Linked DNA regions of Mus musculus: regions 1 and 2 are each linked to region 3. Evidence: chromatin loops called from intact Hi-C (ENCODE). Cell type or tissue: heart. All regions are shown on one strand.

Region 1 (8,000 bases), 81 kb before region 3:
GTCCCTATTACATGTTGGAGCAGAGATTGAAGGAACAACCATCCAGAGACTGCCCCACTTTGGGGATCCATCCCATAAACAACCACCAAACCCAGACACTATGGCAGATGCCAACAAGAGCCTGCTGACAGGAGCCTGATATAGCTGTCTCCTGAGAGCCTCTGCCAGTGCCTGGCATACAGAAGTAGATGCTCATAATCATCAGTTGGATGGAGCACAAGGTCCCCAAATGAAGGAGCTAGAGAAAGTGCCCAGGGAGCTGAAGGGGTCTGAAGCCCCATAGAAGGAACTTCAATATGAATTAGCCAGTACACCCAGAGCTCCTTGGAACTTAACCTCCAATCAAAGAAAACACATGGTGGAACCTGTGGCTCTAGCTGCATATGTAGCAGAGAATGGCCTAGTCGGTCATCAATGGGAGGAGAGGCCCTTAGTCCTGTGAAAATTCTATGCCCCAGTACAGGAGAATGCCAGGACCGGGAATGGGAGTGGGTGGGTAAAGGTATAGGTACAAGCTAAAATTGTACAAACACTGGTGCTGGAAATGCTAGCCACTGGTCTCAGAGCCTACCTAGCATCCGTACCTAGAAAGAAAGGGAGGAAGGTAAGGGTAGGAGGGATGTGGAGAGAGGGAACCCTAGAGTTGGGAGGCCACACAAGTGACATTTGCTGTACTCCTATGGATAGTATGTTGATCGAGTAAGAGATGCCAAACCCTGCATTTGAGTTTGGACATTAGATACGGTGAAAAGAATTAGCATTTAATTGAGGAAGGTTTAAAACAGATCCCCCAACTTGGGTCTGCCTGGAGATTAGAACAAAAGTAGTCACCCAGGCAGTCTCCTCAGGAAATCTGGAGTGTTTGATGTGAGACCCACTGTTGTCCCAAATCTCTGTCCCCAAAGACTCTGGGCATTGGTGAGGATGCACTCATGATTTTGTACATTGAGCCTAGCTTATTTTACTTCGCTCGCTGACCTCTAGGTTCATCCATACTTTCAAAATTAAAGGAAAATGATGTACTCTGGAAGCTCCAGTACATGAGATAATGTATATAATGTGTTTAGCAGCGTGATTAGCATGTAATGGTGCTGATGTTAGAGTCTTAATGCAAATCATGATAAGGCAATGTGCCAGCATGCCGTAAATCATGGGAACCAAGTCAGAATTCTAGAGTCTTGGTAATTTTATGGATAATAATTGATTTTCAAAAAGTGATCCAGTCATTACTCATTTTTCTTTCTTTCTTTCTTTTTTTTTTACTCTACCAGGAACATACTCAGAGAGTTTGATAGAGAAAAATTAGTTACTCATAATTGTCTCATTTCAATACAATAGAAGGAATTATTCTAGACATTTTAGATTTGTGAAAAGTGTTTTACAAAATACTGCTGATATTTTGATTTTGCTACGGCTTTAAGATTTCTATATTATGGAACTAATTATCTTAGATCAAAGTTATTGTGGATTAGTAATGGTTAAAGGCAAGGAAATGATTTTCATTATAAAGAGAAAACATTTAAAAATTGATAGTGAGGTCATGGAAACAGCTATTGCTTGTTAATGAAAGGATGATATTGATAAAGCTGGTGGAGAGGGATATGGTGTTACGGTGAGCAATACATCCTTACTGGCTCTTTAATTAGAATTGCATCTTCAGAATGGGTGTTGGGAGGTGTTTCTCACTTTCTTCCCTCTTGTACTCATGATCAATGTGAGAATTCAGTACGTCCCCACCTAGTTTTTCCTGCCACACACTCCAGTAATCTCTTAGCTCTGCTAGAAAGACAGTTCTATTCATTTAGTTTGCCTTGTATTTTTTAATGGCAGGCTTTAGAAAAATCTAATTAGAAATTTAATTAAAATGTGATTTTTTTTATTATCCCCTTTATTTGATGGAATTTTAAGTCCCTTAATGATACTAGAGTCTTCAGCTCCCTGAAAACAGTGTGTTCATGAGACATTCCTGAAACCAGCCAGACTTTAACAAACATTACCCCACTGCCTTTGTTTGTGTTCCCATCCTCCAACGGTTCTTATATTTCAGCAACAGATACCTATCTAGGCATCTTATTTACATTTTCTGTGTCCCGAATTTCATCCTCCCTACAGCCATCAGGGAACTCTCTTAAAACAATGTGCATACAATCATGTTTTCCCAGTCTCATTCTGTAGTAACCTCCACTGGCTCTCATCTCATGTAGAATGAGTCTGAACATCTTGACATTGTAGACTGAGTCCTTCATGACCCAGATTCCACCCATCTCCCCAGCCTTCTGCCTCTGTGGTCCATGCTATGCCCATCCCCTTCTACACTCTCAAGCTCCTGAGATGTGCTGCTGTTTCTAAGTTCTTTGCATCTGCGGTGCTTTGTCCTAGTCCACCCTTCCCACTCTTTCCCAGAGTGCCTTTAGCTCCTTTACAGGTTGTCATGTGTGTCACCTAATGGTTGTGCTACATGACAGACTTAGTGCGCTGTGCATTCATGAAGCCCCAGTTCCTTTTCCCTAGGACATCACAGGCAGATTGCAGTGGCCAGGCTCGCTCTTAGGAATACGGGTTAGTGACAGGGGTGTGGTGGAAGGAGTGTTACGAAAGCTGTCTGTATTTCTCCAGATGAGATTCCCCAAACTTCCTCTGTAGTACTATAAATATCTAGCTCCCCATCCCTGGCCAGATGCAGAGACTCGTGGAGGCAGACTCCAAGGTTCTGTAGGGGATGGTGTAGCAGCTGAGTTGGAAGCCTGATCACTCCTTGGGCCCCTTGGATGGGAACACTCAGAACAGACAAGATTGTGGGCAAGGAGGAGATCTCTATTGTAGGTTCTAGAATATGAGGCTTCTCACAGTAGTTAGTCTACACACAAAGAGAAGGGGACATGTGCACAAAACATTATTCTTTCTAGATTCGGATCTAAGTCAGTGTTTTTAATGGAAATGAAAATGGAAAGTTTTTTTGCTCCTTAAAATTCCCATTCTTGTGGGGAAAAGATAAAAATATTTAATACAAGTATAAAAACGATTTCTAGTGTTGATGAAGACTTTGATGTAAGATAAAGAAAGGGAAGAGAGTGGAGTAGCTTGGGTTTACAGCCTGGGTTTGTTAGCCAGGGAAGGCCATGCCTGGAGGTTATATTACATAAAACTGGGATAAAGCAAGAGATGGACATGTGGTTGGGGAAATAGAGACTAGAAACGTCAGGGATTGGGGGAAGGAAATAGCACGGCAGTTTATATTAGGAATACCCACTTCTGAGGAAGAGCGAGTAGGCAGGAGTGAGTGGGGGTTGGGGGGAGACTAGGGGAGGAATCTTAGCTTGCCTCAGCTTTTCGCTTGTGCTGTCACTGGAGGATGGTCAACAGCTGGGTGACATTTAAGTAGTCATTCTGTCTAATGTGAGAGAAGAGTCTGGAGCTGCATTTGTGTGGGGAGAGTCCCCTCCGTCTCTGACGCCGTTGGGTCACTAAAGGCTGTGTCTCTGGCTCCAGGCAGCACAGGCACAGGCGTGTGCTGGAGCCTCACTGTGTGCTGTAGTGCGTGACTGACCTTCAGGTTTCCAGCTAACCTCAGCTGACTTTTCTAATTTTCATCTTCCTTCCATGCTGGCAGAAATCCCGATTGCTTCCCTTCCTTTATTTCTCCCAGTGGAATAGAAGCAAGTCATAGACCAGAAAGTAGGAGGCTAGAGGAGACTGGTTGATTGAGGGGGAGAGCAAACTCGCTGGGATTTTGTTTTCCTATTTTTATGGGGGTGGGGGGGGAGAAAATTAAGCGGGCGTTTGTCATTGTGTTCATATGCAACCAGTTCTCTCAGAAATGTAGACTAGTTGATGAAACAATACCAAATAAACAGTGCTGTGCTTTATTCATTCAATCTTTTATTCATTCAGCAACAACGTAAATTATGAATCAGGAGACTAGAATGTATCTCCTGCTCAGAGCCTCACGGGGACTTCTACTAGAGGCAGCATGCACACTGTTAAGGGGATACCATGGAGTCTACCGTGTGGTTTATCTGATAGGAAGTGTGACAGTCTTGAAGGATGGCCTGGAACGGGATGACTCTGGCCAAGTAACAGAAGATCTAACATAGGCGTGATAATAAAACAGGGCAGACATGAGATCAGGACTATGGCTCAGTGTCGTTAGGGGAGTGCTGATGAAGGAAGGGAAACCTGAATGTGTGGGAAGGTTTGAAAGAGTGAGGGACAAGGAGATTTTAGGCTGGGAAAGCATACTGTATAGAAATAGAGACGTTTGCGCGTAAGGTGGGGGTGCTTAGGAGAAATGCATGATGGGAGTGTTCAAACCTACGATAAGCTAACTGGTCCGTAAAGCAGAAATTCTCAACACTTTGTGAGCCACATACTAGATAGTCTGCATATCAGACACTTACATTACAATTTTTTAAAAAGATTTCTTTCTTTCTTTCTTTCTTTCTTTCTTTCTTTCTTTCTTTCTTTCTTTCTTTCTTTCTTTCTTTCTTTAATGTATGTACACTGTCGCTGTCTTCAGACACTCCAGAAGAGGGAGTCAGATCTCGTTACGGATGGTTGTGAGACACCATGTGGTTGCTGGGATTTGAACTCCAGACCTTTGGAGAGCATTCGGGTGCTCTTACCCACTGAGCCATCTCTCCAGCCCCCTACATTGCAATTTGTAACAGTAGCAGAATTACAGCTATGAAGTGACAATGAAATAATGTTATTTTTGGGGCTCACGACAACACGAGGATCTGTATTAAAGAGTCACACCATCAGGGAGGTTGAGAACCACTGCAGTAGATGATCTTGCCTAACTCTAGGGCAAATCTCTAATGCTCAGCTGTCCCTGGAGGGATGGACATAGAGAAGTTTCTTCGTTTGCCTGTTTGTGCCTCAGGAAGCCCTGGCACGCTGCAGAAGACAACCCAGTTTCTTCAGTGACCGAGAACATCTGGGGATGGACTCCACCCCAGGAGAGAAGCTAGGTGGCACTACATTACTGCCCAGCTACTGCCCAGGGCATGTTTGATTTGAAACCAAACTTGATGGCTATAAACACGCAGTGAAGTTTTGAACTAGACATCCTAGAGAAAGCAATGTGGAGCTCTTTCTGCCAAGTTTATGCAATCGATCGTTATTATTTGGCTTAGCTACTACAGCTGCCAGAGCTGTGCTATCAAGGACATAATCCTATCTGCAGATGAAGATCGTTTTGTACTTTGCTATTCGAGAAATTCTTTGTTGAATTCTGGTAAGGACATCATTGACATGATTGTAGATAGGTTGCTCCTGAAGCTTACAAAAGACAGAACTGTCTATGGTTATTCTTCAGTTAGAATTCAAGAGAGAGGCCCAAAGGGGCTTGGTGGTAGAGATAAGAATCCCACCGAATGCTAAACAAGAGTTTTCCTGGGAAATCTGTTGCTGGCTGGATTTCTTTAAAGCATTTCTTCCAGGGAAAGTAGCATTAAGTACTAGATTAACTGAATGATGACCGGAACCTGCTAGTAAGCAGCCTTCAGCAAACAAACAAACAAACAAACAAACAGATAAACAAACCAAAATACAATAAATAAGCCATAACAACAGAATCAAAGCATTTGCCTCTACAACAAAGTGAGCCCGGGAAGAGGTCTAGATGTTCTCCATTGATGAAATATGGTGCTTTAGAATATAAGTTTGATCTAGATACATAATAGAATATAATAGGATATAAATATTATACATGTAATTGAATATAAATCTGATCTAGTAGAAGATAAGTCCCAGAGAAGAACAAAGGGCAAGGTTTAAAATGTAGCAGAGACTATCTGCGCTTGGCAGTTTGTTTTGAAACATTGTCCCTTCCCGGCATTTTTCTCTTGACTTGGAGTTACAATTTGTCATCAGTGGGACTGAACCAGGGCTTACAGTGCAGCGCAGCAGCAGAGCACTTGGTTAGGAAGTTCAGGACTCCGAGCTCAATTCCCAGCGCTGTCAGACAACTAACATAATGGTAGGATTGAACAAAATATTTAACCATAGTTCTGCCATCATTTGTGTCATCCATTGCCCCTCCCCCCCCCAAATGGGGTGGGGTGGGGTGGGGTTGATTCTTGCTACTTGTTAGCTGAATGAGATTTGGGGGTGTTGAAGAGTCATAGGAGCCAGTTGGGGTGAAAAATAAATTTCATAAGATCATGTAATGTGGAGAGAGCTGGGATTGGGACTCTGTGGTAAATTTTGAAGCACAGCAGAAAATAGATGTTCTTGAGAAGGTCAGAGCCAACCCAAGCCCCATGGTAAAATAGGGTTTTGTTAGACTCACAGAGCCCAAAGCAGGCAATGGGCAGAAGTCAAAGCTGGAGCGGACCAGAAATATATAGAGAAGAAGGAGTGGGGAGGAGGATGGGGTAAGGGAAGAGGGGGAAGAAATGGGTGGAAAGAATAGGAGGAGGAGGAGGAGGAGGAGGAGGAGGAGGAGGAGAGGTCAGGGTATAGTTTTTATCTGATGGTACAGGTATGCAGATGGTACAGTGTTTTCTATGCACTTTCCTGGCTACAGGCTGATATATTTTTGTTTGTTTGTATTGTTTTTATTTTGTTGAGACAGGATCTTGCTGTGTAGCCCAGGCTGGTGTGGAGTTTATGATTCTCCTGCCTCAGTATTCTTCATGCTAAGATTACAAGCATGTGTCATCAGGATCAATCAATGCTTATGTGGGTTTTTTCCCATACAGTGAAATTGTCTCTTTATGTATGTTTCTGTGTGTGGCCCATGCATATATGTGCCTGGTGGCTGAGGGCGTGTGCTGAGGGTCTGCTCTCATTCTTGGCTTCATCTTTTGAGAAAGGAACTTTCCCTGAACTTAGAGCTAGGCTGGTGGTCACCAAGCCGCAGTCCAGAAATTTTCCTTTCTCTCTCTCAAATTAGGTTCTTTGTAAACAGCCCATTTTCCATATTTAGTGAAACTTTTGTTGACAGAATATTTCTCTTTCCCCTCAATGACAGGTCCTTTTAAAATCGATCTGAAGGAGTATTTTTTATTTTATAGTCAGGAAAGTTTCAGTTCTGAATCAGCTACCATTTTACCATAGGACCTAATAATCATAATAACTCTAAATGGTAACAGCAAACCTGTGCAAGGCAATTATGACACTATCAGCTTGTTATTAGGCTCTATACACACGGAAGTACAATAAGCATAGGAAGTCTATGGAGCTGTCAGTTTGGTACATTTCAATGCAAGTTTTGATATTATGTAAGTATTATTGGAATCTTTTGAATGTCATCAGTTTTAAACATTTTTTTTCCAGATCTGCTTTGAATACAGTGTTCCAAGAATCTGTGTTCCTCCTGGTATTCCAGTTTCTCAAAGCACAGGCTTATTGAGGATGCAGGGAGAACACCCTTTCTCTTGATTTCCAATATCGAAGTACTGCTAAAGCAGGGTTAAGTGTTATTACCCTTTCAACTGCTCTGCAGAAAAAACCAAACCAAACCAAGCCAAACCAAACCAAACCAAACCAAACCAAACCAAACCAAACCAAACCAAACCAAACCAAACCAATTCCCGAAATGTAAACAAAAGCCATATCATGTTCTATTGGCTCAAAAGAGGGTTTGTTTTTTTTTTTTTTTTAAATGCATGATTGTGCATTTTATTAAAGCAAAAGTTAAAATTTTTTCTCTTTCTCAGCAGTCAGACACAGACATATCTTGGCTGTAACTCGGCTACCCCAAGTATCCTGTTGGAAGCTTGGGACTGTGACTGCACTTCTTGGCCTCCTCGGAGAGCTATGTACGTGTGCTGTCATCAGCCCCTCCTCCCCTGCAGGGAGAGAGTAATGCCAGCATCCCAGTTAGGGCTCTAGCCCTGGTTCAGTACGGCCTCAACTTCCCATCTTGATGACCCTGGACAGTGTGTTCTCTTCCTTTGGCAGAAGTGAGGCACGGACTTCATCAATATCTGCTTCTCACACTTGTTTAAAAAGATTCATTTCCTACGTGAAGGTCGTGAGTTTCAGACTGTGTG
Region 2 (8,000 bases), 200 kb before region 3:
TGCTGGTACCCAGCCCTCCATCATCCCTCCCACTGCTGATGCCCAGCCCTCCATCATCCCTCCCACTCCATCATCCCTCCCACTGCTGATGCCCAGCCCTCCATCATCCCTCCCACTCCATCATCCCTCCCATTGCTGATGCCCAGCCCTCCATCATCCCTCCCATGGCCCGGTACCCCAGCCCTCTCTTGTTACCTCCCCTGGTGATTCTGACTTTCATGTCAGTCCCTCCTTGCTCTGCTTTTTTATCACTAGCACCTCTTTTTCACCCTCTCTTGCTTTCCTAGTTTTCTAGGCTTTATTTGTAACGACATCCATTTCCATACATACATGTATATATTACAAGCCAGGATCCACAGATGAAAGAGAACATATGGATTTTTGTCTTTCTGAGATTGGGACACCTCACTTAGTATTATACATCCCAGATTCATCCATTTTTCCCCCCTGGAAATTCCATTTTCTTTACAGCTGAGTAACATCCCATTGTGAATTGGTTCCACATTTTCATTATCCACTCTGTTCATGGACATCTAGGGTGGCTCTAAATCCTTTCTATTGTAAATAGGGCAGCAATAAATATGGATGTGTAGGTATCTTTGTGATAGGAGTCCTTTGGATATAGTGAGTGGTACGCTAAGTCCTACGGTCCATTTGTTTTTAATGTTTTGAGTAATCTCCATGAGGATTTCCACAATGGCTGTACTAGCTTGCACCCCACCTACATTGAATAAAAGTTCCACTTTCCACACGTCTCCAACAGCATCTGTCATCAGAGTTCTTGATGTTAGGCATTCAGAGGAAATTTAGTACAGGGAGTTTGCTACAGTGAGACTAAGAAGAAAGACAGCAACGAAGGATGCAGAGGGCGATGGAGAAGGTAGTGGGTTCCTTTGAGGCTGAGGGATGAAAGAAACAAAGGGGAGTTGGGAGGACGGAGGCCCGTGGAGGAAGAGCCTCTGCTGGTCCTCAGGGCTCTGAAGGGAATGCACCAGAGACTCTGCTGTCAGGGAAGACATCTGGCCGGTTCAAGGCATGCCAAGCCGAGATGGGAGCTCTGGCTGAAGTGCTGACAGACGGGAAGAAAGGTTTCCTTTGGTTGTCTTGCCATCTCTCCTACTTTGAGAGCAAACGGAAGTATGCTAGAAGGGTAGTCTGCATGGAGTAGTAGGTGGACCCAGAATTACAAAGACTGAGTTGGAAGCCTGGCTTGGAGCTGAGAGAAAATTTTTAAAAATGACAGGGTGAGCAGGGGTGCAGCCAAGAGCATAGTATGGAGACCCTCTGGTTCACTCCGGAGCACGTGATCTGGGGGGGGGGGTGTCATTCTTTCTCCAGAGCACGTGATCCCCTCGGGGTCATACTCCGGAGCACATGATCCCTCGGGGTCATTCTTTCTCCAGAGCACGTGATCCCCTCGGGGTCATACTCCGGAGCACATGATCCCTCGGGGTCATTCTTTCTCCAGAGCACGTGATCCCCTCGGGGTCATACTCCGGAGCACGTGATCCCTGTGAATGAGGTCACTTCACTTGCCTGGGCTGCCAGGAATCTGCCAGCAGCTGGCGAACCCTGAATGGGTGAATCCTGAATGAGTGATTGGTGGTAACTGGTGTGTTAGGAAATTAGTCCTCTTAACCCCTGGGCTGCAAGGCAAGGTTTTCAGTGACCCAAATTCCCGTGGTCACTTTGGATGACCGGCCAAGAGTAGATCAGTAACAAGAATGCTTGCTTGCTGGGGGACATGCCAGGACACGTGGAGATTGTCTCCCCCCACTGTCAAGAAAGGGTCTACCAAAAGTTACTCTCTTAACTTTACTTTGAAATACTAATATTTTTATTGGACATGCATATGTTTATGCTACACATATGATTGATTAAAATTATGTATATACTATGAAGCGACCGTCAAATTTAACACATGGATCCAGTCCCGCACGCTGTTTTTAACTATAGGCAACATGCTGTGCACTAGGGCCCTTGATCATATTTCTCTTGTCCAGTGGCACCCTTGGACCTCCATCCCACAGTTCCCAGCTGTTATTTTAAGGAGATGGTTTTGAGAAAGCTTACAAGGTGTGACTCGGACATTGCATATGATAATTAATCACCACCCTGCTTCACGGGGAGTGGTGTTATAGATGGAAACGCTACCTCTAGCTTCCAAAAAGCCTTCGCTGTAGCTGAAACGAATCTGTTAAAGAATACTGTTCAAGAAGGAATGTCGCCCCAAATCACCCCAGCACTGCTCTGTCCATTTGAGTACTTCGGAACTGCCTTTGTTTGGGGTCTCCAAGATTATGCTTCCTGGATTCTGGATTCTTGGCCAGTCATCCAGAGGCTGCCATTTTTATTTTTTTATTTTTGTAGGTTGTAGTCGCCTCTGGTGTTCAATTAGGTCAGCCGCTACTTTGATGGCTCCTTGTGGTTTTCTGCTGACTGTCCCTTGTTTGCCTGTAGGTTACCCTCTCCACGCTCCCGAAGCCTACTTTCCATACTTCAAAAAGAACAACGTGACCACGATCGTGAGATTGAACAAAAAGATCTACGAGGCGAAGCGCTTCACAGACGCTGGCTTCGAGCACTATGACCTGTTCTTCATAGACGGCAGCACCCCCAGCGATAACATCGTGCGGAGATTCCTGAACATCTGTGAGAACACCGAGGGGGCCATCGCGGTCCACTGCAAAGGTGTGTGTGAGCTCTCAGCGGCCACTGTGCTGGGAAAGGGCGGGCCCAGACCCACCTAATAATGAGCCAGACCTGCGGGTGATAGGATACAATGGGATGTTTTTCTTTTGTACTAGATAGTTGGAACATGAGCCCATTTTAATAATCCCTTCCCTAAAGAAAGGATTAATCGCCTTGGTGGTGGGGCCCAGCTTTCTGGACAAGTCATGGCATGCACTTGTGACTCTTCTGAGCCCAGGCGCATTGACTCTGAACACCACTAGAAGGAAGTAACGCTTCCTTCAGAATTGATCATCTTTTCTTCGTACTCTTCCATCATCTGACATTTAGTGTTTCTATATGCGCGTACGTGTGTCTGTGTGTTCACACGTGTGTATGCCAGAGTTTGACAACTCAAGTCTTCCAATTTTGTAGTTTTGAGACAGGGTCTCTCACTGAAGTAGGAGCTTGCCTTTTTGGTTACACTGACTGGCCCGTGAGTCCCAGGGGCTCTCTTCTCTCTACACTCCCCATTCACGGGCACCTGCATTATATCTGGGTCATGACAGTGTCTGGCTCTAACTGCAGGACCCCCATTCTTGCTTGGCAGGTTTACTGACTTTCCTCCTAGCTCCTCTCGATGGCTTTCGGGTCTCTCTACTCTTCCACCCTCGCGCCGCCCCTCCCCTAAGTCTTATGCCTCATAGAATAGAGGGTCTTCCCACCCATTACTCGATGTGGGTTGTCTCAGAATTAACTGGAAGACTTTGCTGTGCAAGTGAATACCTGGCTTCTGGAGTGGGCACTGGTCAGGTAGAGCAAGTGTAGGTCCCAGCTTTTAACAAATCAAAACGCAAGATTTCCAGTTAAAATTGAGCGTTACATTAAAGTCGGAAGGAGCTCAGATTCCACTGTGGGTTTTCTAGTTTGGTGATCTTCATTTCCGCGGAGACGAATCACTCCTGGGAATGAAGCCTCTAGCATGCCACTCGCAGCTCTTCACGGTGCCGCGAGGTGGCGCTGCTCACATTGGCTTTGCGTCCACAAAGGCGGTTTTTTGTTGCACGGTTATGCAAATCGGCCAGTAGGTGTTGGGGATGGTACTGTTCTTTTCATGTGCGGAGCGCTGCTGTAACTGCCTTATTCAGACAGTGTGGCTTTGGTTCTGACAGAAATTAAAATACCATTTTGTAGGCCCTTGTTTCTATGTTTAAGATCTGAGTAGGTGGAGGAACTTTGCTGAACATGTGAGCTCTGAGCAGTGATGCCAGGCTGCGTTCTTCTCCCAGCAGCCTGGGAAGACAGGGAAGCGACCGGCACATGGCCCCCGATTTAGGGATGGTTCCCGAAGCCAGGCTGCATCTACCTTTGGCGCAGCTCTTCTCTCGCCCTTCTTTGTGCGGGGAAGACCCTGGCTTGCAGGACAGTAGTCCTCTCTCTGGGTTGTTAGACTAAGGTGTTCATTTGCTCTCTTCTTTGCTTCTGGTCTCTCCTGGGGCAGAGAGCTGGCTTGTTCTGAACGTTTCTTTGGCACTCTAAGTTTGTTTTATTGTAACCCTCCCGGCGGGAACGAAAGGACTCTAAATAGAATCTTGTGCCAGCCGCGTTTGACTATCAGGCTGTTGAGATTATGAACCCCACGAAAATGGATTTTCCTCAGCATTTTCCTGATGGGAGAAGCCAGCTAGAGGGAGATCTCTCTCTCTTTCTCTCTCTCTCTTTTTCATATCACTGACAACTTGTCGGGTCACTTTGCAAGTCTTAAGAGGGGGGTCACACTCTTCACTACAACACCTTGAGTGAATCCCCCTTTCTGTTTTCTACTCTCACATATATCTTTAGTTAGACCACTGCGGATAGGTGGCTGTACTTGGCTCTGTGTGTGTGTGTGTGTGTGTGTGTGTGTGTGTGTGTGTGTGTCTCGAGGTGGGGTAGGGGGAAGGGCAATTGGGACCCAGCCTCTGACCTAACTCTGGTAACATGGTGGTGGTCCCATGCTGTTAGAGTTTGCTCACATGCAGGACAAGGCCCACCATTCCCATATGCCATGTGTCAGAACCTGGGAGCCTATGGAGTGTGATAATGAAGCTTTAGTATGGGACACGCCGATCGTCTCTTTTGAAGGAAGTTCAGTTTCCTATTTAAACAAACAAACAAACAAAAAATCAGCATTTTCCCTAGGGGATTAATTTGGCCTTTTCCTAGTCAGTATTATTATGACAAGGTTCTGTGTATATCTGTATATTTATAAGCTATATTTTGGATCAACTGACTGGGGGGGCATAGCTTTCCTTTTTTATATACTTTTTTAATACAGTATTTTTTTTATCATGTTTCCCCTCCCCCCAATTCCTTTCCTATCCTCTTTACCTACCTACTCACCCAGAGACATGTTCTCTGTCTCTCTCAAAACAAGAAAACAAAAGACAAAAATCAAAATAAACAAAAAACCAATAAGATGAAAAAAAAAAGCCCAAACAAAATAAAATAAAACAAAACAAAAGCTCCCCAGCCCACAAAGACATGGGGTTCATCTTGTGTTGGTCAACTAACTTCTGGGAGTGGGGCATGCCCTGGGATGTGGTTAATACGAATAGGGAGACTCTCTTGGGAAAAACTGTTTCCCATTGTCAGGAAATGGCTTTTTGGTTAGGGTTGGAACCCTGTGTCTGCTTCCCTGTCTCAATGCTGGGACCCTTGATGCTTGAACCTGTGCAGCTCTGGTGAGCACTGACACAGCCTCTGTGAGCTCACGTGGGCATCACTTGCTCTTGCAGTAGATGGGAATTAGCAGTGATCCACTGTGGTCAATGAGCAGAGAGTGAGCGACTTGGGAGCACTCAGTCCTAAGTGGGATGCCTTTTTATCACTCCCCAGCCTCCACCAAGGCCCAGGGATCTAAGGGCAAGTGGAGGTGGAAAGATTGTAAAAGCCAGAGGTGGCAGATGATTCCAAGGGAACAGTGTATCCCAGACAAAGCTTAAATTTAAATGTAGTGTCTCCCTCGATGGCATGTGGCGTCTAAGAAATACTGGGAAAAGACAACTCTGAGGCTAAATATTCTTGTTGATAGACAGGCTTTCTCTATATATCACCTACCTGTGAATGCTTACCTCTTAAGAATTGTATACACACACACAGACACAAGAAATGTATACACATCCCCCCCCCCCCATGGCAGAAATGTTTTTCTCCCCATATTTCCACTATCCCTTTTTTGTTTTTAAAGTGTTGAAGTGAGCTCTTAAAGAGGAGTCACATTGATGCCGGGCATCACTTACATGTGAGGTGGCTTTCTCCTTTCCCCTCCTGTTAATGAACTCGGGGTTCTTTTAAACACATCACACCTTTGGTTTAATTGCAGCTGTTTTGTTTTTAATGGCGTACTTAGCTACCTGGGCTTGCTAATTACTTTGACATCTGCCCTGATTAAGTCAGCTTAATTTTCTGGAAATTCAAGAAGCACTCAGTGTTTTAATTGAACTAAAGGAGGTGGAAGTGAGTGTCCCATCCTTTTTAAATGAACTCTCCCCGGGGAGTGGGGAGAGAAGGAAAATGCCATGTGTCAACATACAGCGGCACTTGGGGGCAAATTAGACACAGTTAATTTGTGGCAAAGGTATGAAACCCACCACAAGGCCTTGTTTGCAGTCCACATTAAAGGAACGGCTGTACATTGGGGGCATTTTCTAGCATCAATATTCATCTAAAATACAGCAACATTGTTACTCTGTGATGTGCATACTGATGCCCTATTGGGAGCCAGAAGGAGGACTGGTAGTCTAAAGCTTTTGTTATAAATAGAGCACCCTGCACCTTTGTCACGCGGTGCCAGGGAGCCCTTTAATTACGGATGCTTTAACGTTTTTTTTTTTTGTTAAAGTTTTAATAGAAACTTAGTGAAGTACTCCTATTCTGTTCCCTGTGGTAAGAGCTCCCAACGATGGAGTGCTAAGTAGGTTCTTTTTATAGACCTAAAATTATAGACTCCTTTTTAAAAGGGGGGGAAAGCAACTTCAGTTTCAGAGAAATTTGAACATTCGCAGCACCATCCCTTGGCTGTCAGGAGGATTAGGAGCCTGATTGGGGGGGGGGGGGGGAACCAGGCAGCTCCCTGCATGAGGAGTCGTCGTGGGAGTCTCTAGGAAGAAGCCCCCTCTGCTCCCCAGACAGGGACCCAAACTGGAACCCCCCGAGTCCCACTGGTTCTGGTGCCTGTTCTTAGCATGCTCAGCGGCAGCCCCTCCTGAAGTTAAGCCTTGTCAAGTATCCGGAGGGAGAGTGACTGAAGCAGTTCATAGTGAGGTGAGAGTCAGGAGGGTTAACTGCAACTGTTTCTTCATGTTAAAGAGAGGATCCACCGAAGCTTTGGGAAACTTTAGCCTCTTGTTTGTGTTGATGCTTGATCTGGGTCAGAAGGTACTTGAGGTAAATACGAGATACACACACACACACACACACACACACACACCCCTCGTCTATTAACAGTGCATGTACGCTTTGCAAACAGAAAGGTGAATGGGAAGGCCAGGCCAGGCATCTATGGGCATGAACCTGACTATCTGCCCTTTCAATGTCACATTTGATGTCCATTCTAAGCAGTATTGCTGTCAAGTGGACACACAGTTTGTGCTGAGTAAAACCCTTGTTATTTTTTTCCTGCATAAAGTCCGGATTTACGCACCATGTATAGGTTCCTGTAGCAGTGCAGTTTCATGATAGGCAATTAAAAATAAAATGTCCAGAGATGCCCCTGGGAAACAGTTATATCAAAAAGGCGGCCAGGCAGATGGCTCAGCAGGTAAAGGTGCTTGCTGCCATGCCTGCCCCCACCTGAGTTTGATTGCTGGGATCCACACGGTGAAGGAGATAACGGATGTTTGATCATCACTGCCTGACCTCTGTGTGCATACACACGTACATCCCAGATAAGCCAATGTAACTTAATAAAGTAACTGTGGAAAAAAAAAAAACCTGACGTAACGACATTCATTTTCTATATTTTTAATACTTCTTAAATTAGATTGGGTTTAAAAATTGATGAGCAAGGATGTGTATTTCACCATTAGACGTTATGACTGTTTCTCAGCTCTGAGCAAATACCGTGCATTTCCTAATTCTGGGAGAGTAGATTATCTTCATTATTTGACCAGGGAGGATGCAATAATTCAAGTCCATGGTTTTATTTATTTATTGTATTGGGGATTGAACCTAAAGCCTTATGCAGGAAAAACAAACTCTCTACCACTAAGTTACAGGCCTAGTCCTAGACTATTCATAAACAAAGCTATTGACTAGATTTCATCTCTCTCTGTCCCCCTCCCCCTTTC
Region 3 (8,000 bases):
GTACCCTAAAAATGCTAAAATGGTTTTAGCATTTGCTGCTGAGCTGCAGTTCTTTAAATATCCATTAGGTTCCTAAAAGAAACCTTTAGTGCTGTCTAAGAAAGATTCAAACTATAATCAATTATTTGTAAAAGCTATCATATTTTCAGGGGAGATTTCCAAAGGCATTATACCTTGGGGAAATACACTTGTGAGATAGTTGAATAGCAGAAAAATACAATTTCTTACTTCTTTCATGTGATAAACTCTGACCCCCTACTTGCAGGAGCCATTTTTAAGTGGATACAGCACGCATGGTTTACAGTGATTCCCCTACTCCCACTACCTTAGTTGTTCATTTTCACTTGCTTCCTCATTCTTGTCAACTGCGAGCTCGTGCCACGCCTTCTCCAAGTCTCCTCTCAGTAATGTAAACACGTGTTTTTACAATCATTTAGAATGGGCAAAGACCTGACTATTTTCTTAAATCCTCACTGTGAGAAAGGGAATTTATTTGGAGTCAGATTGAATGATTGAGGAAGTGTATAGAGCTCTCATCAAAAGAACTCCCACCTGGATCCACTGGAAGCAGCTACTAGATTATGGGAGCAGGGATGTTTGCAAGCTCAGGGACTTCACTAATTTTCATTCTAAGCTTCAATAAGGGCCAAGTGGAGTTCTACACTTAGATTCACTGTGTTAAGTCCTAGGGTGTTCCCATACTGTCTGCTCGTTCCTTTTGTTTGTGGGTAACTACAGACGATTTGGATTGCTCATTGTATGTTCTTATGGTATTAACATACAAAACAGTAGCTCTAAGGTGGTACTAGGAAGTTATTATTCATCAGTTGAGAAATGGGCACAGTCTTGGGTCATTATGACTACCCTAGTCTAACTGTCAAATCTCATGGTGGCATTAATGCTTGAAGGAAAGGTGAAACCCTTCTGCAGACATCAAGGTGGCTTGGTCGAATAGAGTGTACCACGTAGAAATCCCTGGGGAAGGAAAACTGGTTTTAAAACGCAATTCTTGTTTCTTATTGCCAGGATCACTCACTGTCTGATATTTCGCAAACAACCGAACTTCTGAGTTTCCTGATCTTGTGAATATAAAGATAACACCCCCCCTCCCTTTTCTCCCAGCTCAAAAGCAGTGACCAAAATGCACTTTGGTTGAAGATTAGGTAAAGAATTTTAAAACTGTGAAATGTTACTAGAAAAAGAAAAAAAAGTCTAGAATTACTGCCCCAGAAGAAATATCTTATTTATTTTATATCACTTTATAGACACCTGAAACAGATCTAACATCAAGCCAGGTAAAAGTAGAGATGAGCATGAATGCCTTCTAAGGGCCAGAAGGTAAAAGCTGTTGAAACAGGGAGAGTACAATCAGTTCAAGGCAATCTGGTGTGTGTGTGCGTGTGCATGTGTGTGCATGTTTTGTTTTTATAAAAACTCACAGAAGGGGGTTAGTAGAAACCTTAGAGGTCATCCCAAGGAGACAGAACTAGGCAAGCACATCTCTGTTTACTCGAATTGCTATACACAAACACATGGCACACCCAGAGCACCAATGAAAAAATTCAAATACTCCTAAGTGAACTTACAAAGTGGAGAGGAGAATTAAAAAACAAAAAACAAAACAAAAAAAAAAAAACGATTTATTTTGTTTATGAGTACATTGTAGCTGTCTTCAGACACACCAGAAGAGGGCATCAGATCTCCATTACGTATGGTTGTGAGCCACCATGTGGTTGCTAGGAATTGAACTCAGGACCTCTGGAAGAGCAGTCAGTGCTCTTAACCACTGAGCCATCTCTCCTTCCTGAGACTTTTTTTTTAATACTGAAAACCTTTCTGTTGTGTAACAAAACATCCTCTTTGTGAAAATTCAATCAATATACATAGTATGTGTGTATTTTATTGAATATATATATATTTTTTTTTCTTACTCTCAGTGATATTAGTAAGGTTTTCCTCAAAATCCCCAAAAGTCACAATGACTTTATGACACCAACTGTCTTAGCACGATTCTCTCTACAGTTTAACTTTAGAAAATCTTAAACTTAGATCACTGAGAGAAATTATTTTCCTTGACTTGCAGACAAACCAATGGTCCCTTGATTATGATCTGTGGAAATCTTTCATTGATATCATGACAGTCTTTTTCATTCTCAAAATGTTGTCCTTGCCAGTGTTTCCGTATTGCTAGAGCGCCACAGTGCCTATACAGCAGTCCCCCCCCCCCAAAAAAAAAACACTCTGTGAGTTCCACTGAATTAGAAACAGGTAGAATGCTAATTGCCTGCCTAACTTGGCATCCATTTCTGCCCTGCTTTACCGACAGAATCTTGATTGACATGGGGCATTGGCCTTTTCAGTGAGACATCAGTGAAAGCCCCCACACCCCCCCCCAACTTCTTGGGAAGCTCCTTCAAAGAAGGCAGGCTCCATGCCTTTGAGTCCTTTCCCTTTACTTTTTGTATTTTACATCTGAGACACAGACGTGATGTTTGGTGAAGGAACGGCCATAGGAAAATCATGATGATTAACCATATAAGGACTGCAGAATTAGGACTGGCTTAATCTTGGTCCTCAGTATTTGCTTCAAAAACAACTGATCCAACTTCAAACTTCAGGCTCTTGGGTCTCTAATGAAGCTGCTATAAAAGATCTACATAGCCACGGAGAGTTCTTTAGCTATATGTTAGAGTAGTGGTTCTTAAACGAGGAAGGATTTGACCTTGTGGAATCCACCAAATAGTTTTTTTTTTCACTTCCTCTGTTGTATGTACTATTCTCCTTTCCTGATAGGAATTATTTCTCCACTCACTTGGGTGAGAACTGATACCAAATAAGATGAGTCTGCATGATCCAAGTAGTTATTTATTTTTAAGTGTCAAAGACATGGATTAACATTTTCTTACATGCCTTTGATCTATGGAGAAGGTGAGAATCAGTAGGGGGTAGTCTATACTCTCCTTTTATGACATGACATTGTTGAGGTCCTCTAGATGACATGGCAGCTAATGTCATCGATCCCTGGATATGTCGTCATAGCCCTAAAATATATCCCTCAACTTCCCTTTTATACTTGCCTCTCAGTGGGAGCCACATGTATTCTCAAGAGGGAATTCAGAAGTCTCTCCTGCCAGGTTGGAGCAGTTGGCGACTGTGGGTCTCACTGATAGCCTTTGTCCAATGACATGATACTGTTAATTTTACATGTGCCCAGATGTCTGGGAACTATACCTTTCTTGTGGAATTATTTTTTTCTCTCACGTGGCACTTATGAACTACATTCAGTATTTTGAACGTTTCTCTTCTAGATTTTAAACATCTAGAAGATGCTGCAGGTTTTATAGTCGTTATATATAAAACCATTATATATATATATATATATATATATATATATATATATATATATATATATATGGAATAGAAACAACTATGAATAAGAACTAGTCCTGGCCATGCAGGGAACTGATAATGCCATGTGGGAGGTAAACCCACATGTGTATAATACAAGGAAGTGGCTATTCCGGTTTCTTTCTGATGGGCAAGCATTTTGCAAGGACATGGGCTATGCATGTGTAAGACCTACAGAGGCATTTAAGACACTTAATTGAGTCTTTCAAAAAGTCATTTCACTGGGAGTAGAAAATAATAATAAAAAAATGGTTGTCAATTCATCTCCTAAAGCTAATCTGTTTACATATTCAATTGGACTTGTGGCTAAATAATGCAGCCAAAGAAATCCACCACAAAAATTTAGCAGACAGATCCCATTTTTTAGCGTTCAAGTCTGCAAAAGACTTCCTGTCATCCAGCAATGGGTCAAAGGGCTGGGGCATTGTCAAACAAAAGAAAAGATAATTCCCTTCATTCTGCATCAACGTCCTTTCATTTACTACTTCAGAAAGTTATTTCAGGGAGGTTTTTTTTTTGTCAAAAATTCACTTATGAATAAAAGAGTATAAAAATAAGAACTACTGACTCACATTCTAAAAGAGTGACTCATGATAATGGGTCAATAAAAACAAATAAAGGATATTTTCCTTTTTTTGTTGAAAGAGAACAATTTTTATTTTTTAAATTGCAAATGCATTTCTTAATGAAGAAAAGTCAGTGGTTATTTACTGAGTGATCTCTGTCTTTGCTGTCACACACACACACACACACACACACACACACACACACACACTGTTGGCAGTTTCATTTTGCAATCATCTTTTCAGGAGAGATAGCCCTTTCGGAGCTGAAGGTCAGGAAAAGCCAGAGATTTATATACTTGGAAGTGTCGTGTTTCCCAGGACTCAGAATGACTTCAGCCCAGAAAGCAGCTGAAGGGGTTAACGTGGGGACTTGGCTGGCTGTCAGTTAAACTTTTTCCCTGGCTCTGGGTTTCCCCTTGAAGGGATTTCCCTCCGCCTCTCTAGCAAGACCCTTTATAAAGAGCAGACTTTCTATTTCACTCACACCAGCCCGGCTGGCTTTGGAGGCTGAACACTTTTCCCAGACACTTTTCACGTGGGGCACAAAGAAGGCTTTGAAGCAGAGACTTGAAATGCCTGTGAAGATGGTCGCGGTCTTGGGAGCCTCAACGGTACTTTGGATACTGTTTGCAGTCTGTAAGTTCCTGACCTATTTCACACATCTACAGCTTCTGGTGTACTACAGAGCTTTGCTATAAGAGCCAGTATTCTGACAGAGCTGGGGACGGATTTTCTTTCCACTGTCAAATGAGTAATTTGGATTATATCGGTAGTGGGTCTATCTCTTTAGTTTCCTGTATTCGACAATGAAATCAAGCTTAGAAAGTGACAAAAAAAAAAAAAAAAAAAAAAAAAAAAACTTTGTGCAATGGGCTTCAAAGTCAGAACTGAGCATTCTTCTTCGCGGTGACGATTCCAGCACCTTCCTCAAGAGCAACTTCAGGGCTTTGGGTCTGTCTTGTGCTATTAGTCTGAGACAGTTTAAAAAGTAGATCATCCCAGCTGTGCTTTGGACACTGTATTGCTGCGCAAGAGAAAAAGGACACAGTATGGGGCAGACCATGGTAAACTTGTTCTCTCTCTCTCTCTCTCTCTCTCTCTCTCTCTCTCTCTCTCTCTCTCTCTTTTCAGCTCAAGCTTTTAAAATCGAGATCTCCCCTGAATACAAAACGATTGCTCAAATCGGTGACTCCATGGCCCTCACTTGCAGCACTACGGGCTGCGAGTCACCATTGTTCTCATGGAGAACCCAGATAGACAGCCCACTAAACGCGAAGGTGAGGACGGAGGGGTCCAAGTCCGTTCTGACCATGGAGCCTGTCAGTTTTGAGAATGAACACTCTTACCTGTGCACAGCAACATGTGGCTCTGGGAAGCTGGAACGAAGTATCCACGTGGACATCTACTGTAAGTGAAGGAAGGAGCTTTTGCTTTCTCTTGATTTTGTTTGAAAAAAAATTAACGATATATTAAACAGAGACTTTTAAAGAGTATCTAGATTTTTAGCTAGCAAATGCACAATTTCAATAAAGCCAGAGAAAGAAGAAGCTAGTTAAGAACAGGAAACTAAATTTTAACCCCTGTGTCCTTGTTTGCCAAAAAAATGGTGCCCATGTAAAAGAGACTCACACCTTCTTGGCTCCAGTTCTTAGCGCAGTGTGAACCTCCCCCTGGTTCTATTAGTTAGTTTTTTCCCCTCTAATCTTCCATTTGGGGGTATTTCTACACGTTCATGTATTAATGTATCCAAAGGATTGATGAGTTCCTTCTTTCTGGGATCTGCTTGTAGGCTCGGGAACTCTGAGAGTATGCAAACCTTCTGCATAGACATAATTAAAACATCTATTAACATTTCAGTCATTTGATGCAGATAAATTTGGGAGGTTTTGTTGTTGCTGCCAGAGAGCTTTGCTTTTATATCTCAGAGAGTTTTTGTTTAATAAGTTAGATCTGTCTCAGGCATATGTGCAGGTACCCATATTACCCTAGCCTACCCAAAATGCATCCTACTATCATCCTCAAATCGGCAAATGAAACTACCAAGGAGAGGTGGGGGGAAATGGGCCCTATAGGAATCATTTTTCTTTGGTTACTGATGGTGTTGCTTTCCAAAAAGAAGAAAGAGAGAGAGAGAGAGAGAGAGAGAGAGAGAGAGAGAGAGAGAGAGAGAGAGAGAGAGAGAGAGAGAGAGAGAGAGAGAGAAAGAAAGAAAGAAAGAAAGAAAGAAAGAAAGAAAGAAAGAAAGAAATGAGACTCCCATAAGGCATTTCTTCATGAGCATCTTGTTTGATTCATCTTTTAATCACCTTGGTACCTTCCTACTGTGCTCCAGCCCAACTTTGCCAATGAACCTTAATTGAAATTTCAGCAAGCCCCTCCTGAAGCTGGGCTTCCCAAGCAGCTGAGCCTGGACGGCTGCTTTCAATTATGCTGGCTCTGCATGCATAGTTTATGTCTAGGCAGCCTTCTGAGCTCCTTGGAAGGTCCTGTTATATAAATACCAGGAAAGAGTAGCGAGTTCTTATATTACCTGTCATTAAACTGTGTGGATTCTAGGCACATTTCCTGAAGAGTGTGATGGACATAAATAATCAGAGGGGAAATTTAAAATACTATGTTTTTAGATAATAAAGCATTTCTAGCTCCTTCACCCTGTGCTCACACGTTCTATTCAGTTGGAGAGTTAAAAAAGAGAAGTGAGGAGCTTTCTGGATTCAATTATATTCTCTGCTCTCGCCCCACAACCCCCTGCAAGAATGCTTGTTTCTTGTTGATTTTAACAGTTCAGTCTCCATTCCATGTTTGATTGTAATATTCTGTGGAGCTGGGACACCAATGAGCTCCCATCAGGACAGATGTAATAAGAAGGATTAAACCTTGTGTACATGTGTGGAGTGGGCAGGGCAGGCGTGTGTTCTGTTGCCCTGCTGGGTTCAGTAAAATGCAGATTAGAACACTGAGTCAGGCTTTTAGGGGAATAGGCCCAGTCTGGGGAGATTGCATAGGAATGTCTTTCTGGTGGACGAGTTCTTGCCAGAGGTCTCATTTTCAGAAGCCAGCCCATTAAGAGTCATTCTCCTTCTTCTGAAGGCAACCTTACATAGTAACACTTCTTTGTGATATCGCTCTGAGCCCTCCTGGGCTTCTCAAATGGAATGTGGAACTGTATCTGCACTAAGAGTAGAGAATGGGGTGTGAGGCGTCACTGGAATCTCAGTGCAGAGTGAGTGACAGAAAGCGTGAGCTTTGTTCCCAGCCTCACCATGGACTGGCTGCGTGACCAAGGCTGGTTCTGCAGTCACACTACAGCCAAGCTTCCGTATCTGTGAAATGTGGTCTCCATCATCCAAGGTCATAGTTAGAAGAGAGCAAACTTCTTTATGTTACATATATAGATCAGTTTTAATATATATTAGGCTTTCCCTTTTCTTTTCTTTAACAACACATACTCTTTAACAGTCACAGAATTAAAATTGAAATGGCCTCTAAAAAGTGCTTCCTGTGTTCGCCACAAACCATGACTAGCTACTTAAACCAATTAGCTTTGCTGAATTAAGCCTAGTATTAACAAAAACATTTGTTAGGATCCCCGTTGTGTTGAAACAGTCAGAGGTGTTCTCAACAGAAGCCAAAAGCCTACTTGTGCATTTGTTTGGCTTTACAGCTTTCCCCAAGGATCCAGAGATTCAATTCAGTGGCCCCCTGGAGGTTGGGAAGCCGGTCACGGTCAAGTGTTTGGCTCCAGACATTTACCCAGTTTACAGGCTGGAGATTGATCTGTTCAAGGGTGACCAGCTCATGAACAGACAGGAGTTTTCTTCAGAAGAGATGACAAAGTCTCTAGAAACCAAGAGTTTGGAAGTAACCTTTACTCCCGTCATTGAGGATATTGGAAAAGCTCTTGTTTGCCGAGCTAAATTACACATTGACCAAATTGATTCTACACTCAAAGAAAGGGAGACTGTCAAAGAACTACAAGTCTACAGTAAGTACTTGCTCAGTGATCTCTGGTCTGTGGGAGTTTGG

The links. Hi-C counts contacts between places; a loop is a spot of excess contacts. Peaks named below come from ENCODE experiments on the same cell type or tissue, not always from the same donor. Only the 100,000 strongest peaks of a DNase experiment are listed, where the experiment ranks them.
Region 1: a loop joins it to region 3, with 1.9 times the contacts of the local background. A loop is called at or near these places in 2 of 42 quality-filtered maps.
Region 2: a loop joins it to region 3, with 2.5 times the contacts of the local background. A loop is called at or near these places in 2 of 42 quality-filtered maps.

Annotation. Positions count from the first base shown.
Region 1 is chr3:116,206,442-116,214,441 of GRCm38, reverse strand. No RefSeq gene overlaps it. Among named protein-coding and RNA genes, the nearest start is that of Gm31651, 12 kb to the right of the region's middle. In heart, a CTCF peak has its summit at 4,973; DNase peaks (open chromatin) are centred at 2,631, 3,501 and 7,811.
Region 2 is chr3:116,323,170-116,331,169 of GRCm38, reverse strand. Cdc14a (CDC14 cell division cycle 14A) reads left to right here. Exons shown (of 16, transcript NM_001080818.2): 9 at 2,461-2,691. Among named protein-coding and RNA genes, the nearest start is that of Gm46839, 69 kb to the right of the region's middle. In heart, no CTCF peak of the experiment used is centred here; DNase peaks (open chromatin) are centred at 1,519 and 3,709; H3K4me3 peaks cover 559 bases; H3K27ac peaks cover 225 bases.
Region 3 is chr3:116,125,914-116,133,913 of GRCm38, reverse strand. Vcam1 (vascular cell adhesion molecule 1) reads left to right here and starts at 4,226. Exons shown (of 9, transcript NM_011693.3): 1 at 4,226-4,610; 2 at 5,106-5,381; 3 at 7,639-7,959. The coding sequence starts at 4,547. In heart, a CTCF peak has its summit at 1,680 (motif pointing right); a DNase peak (open chromatin) is centred at 4,453; H3K4me3 peaks cover 3,971 bases; H3K27ac peaks cover 3,973 bases.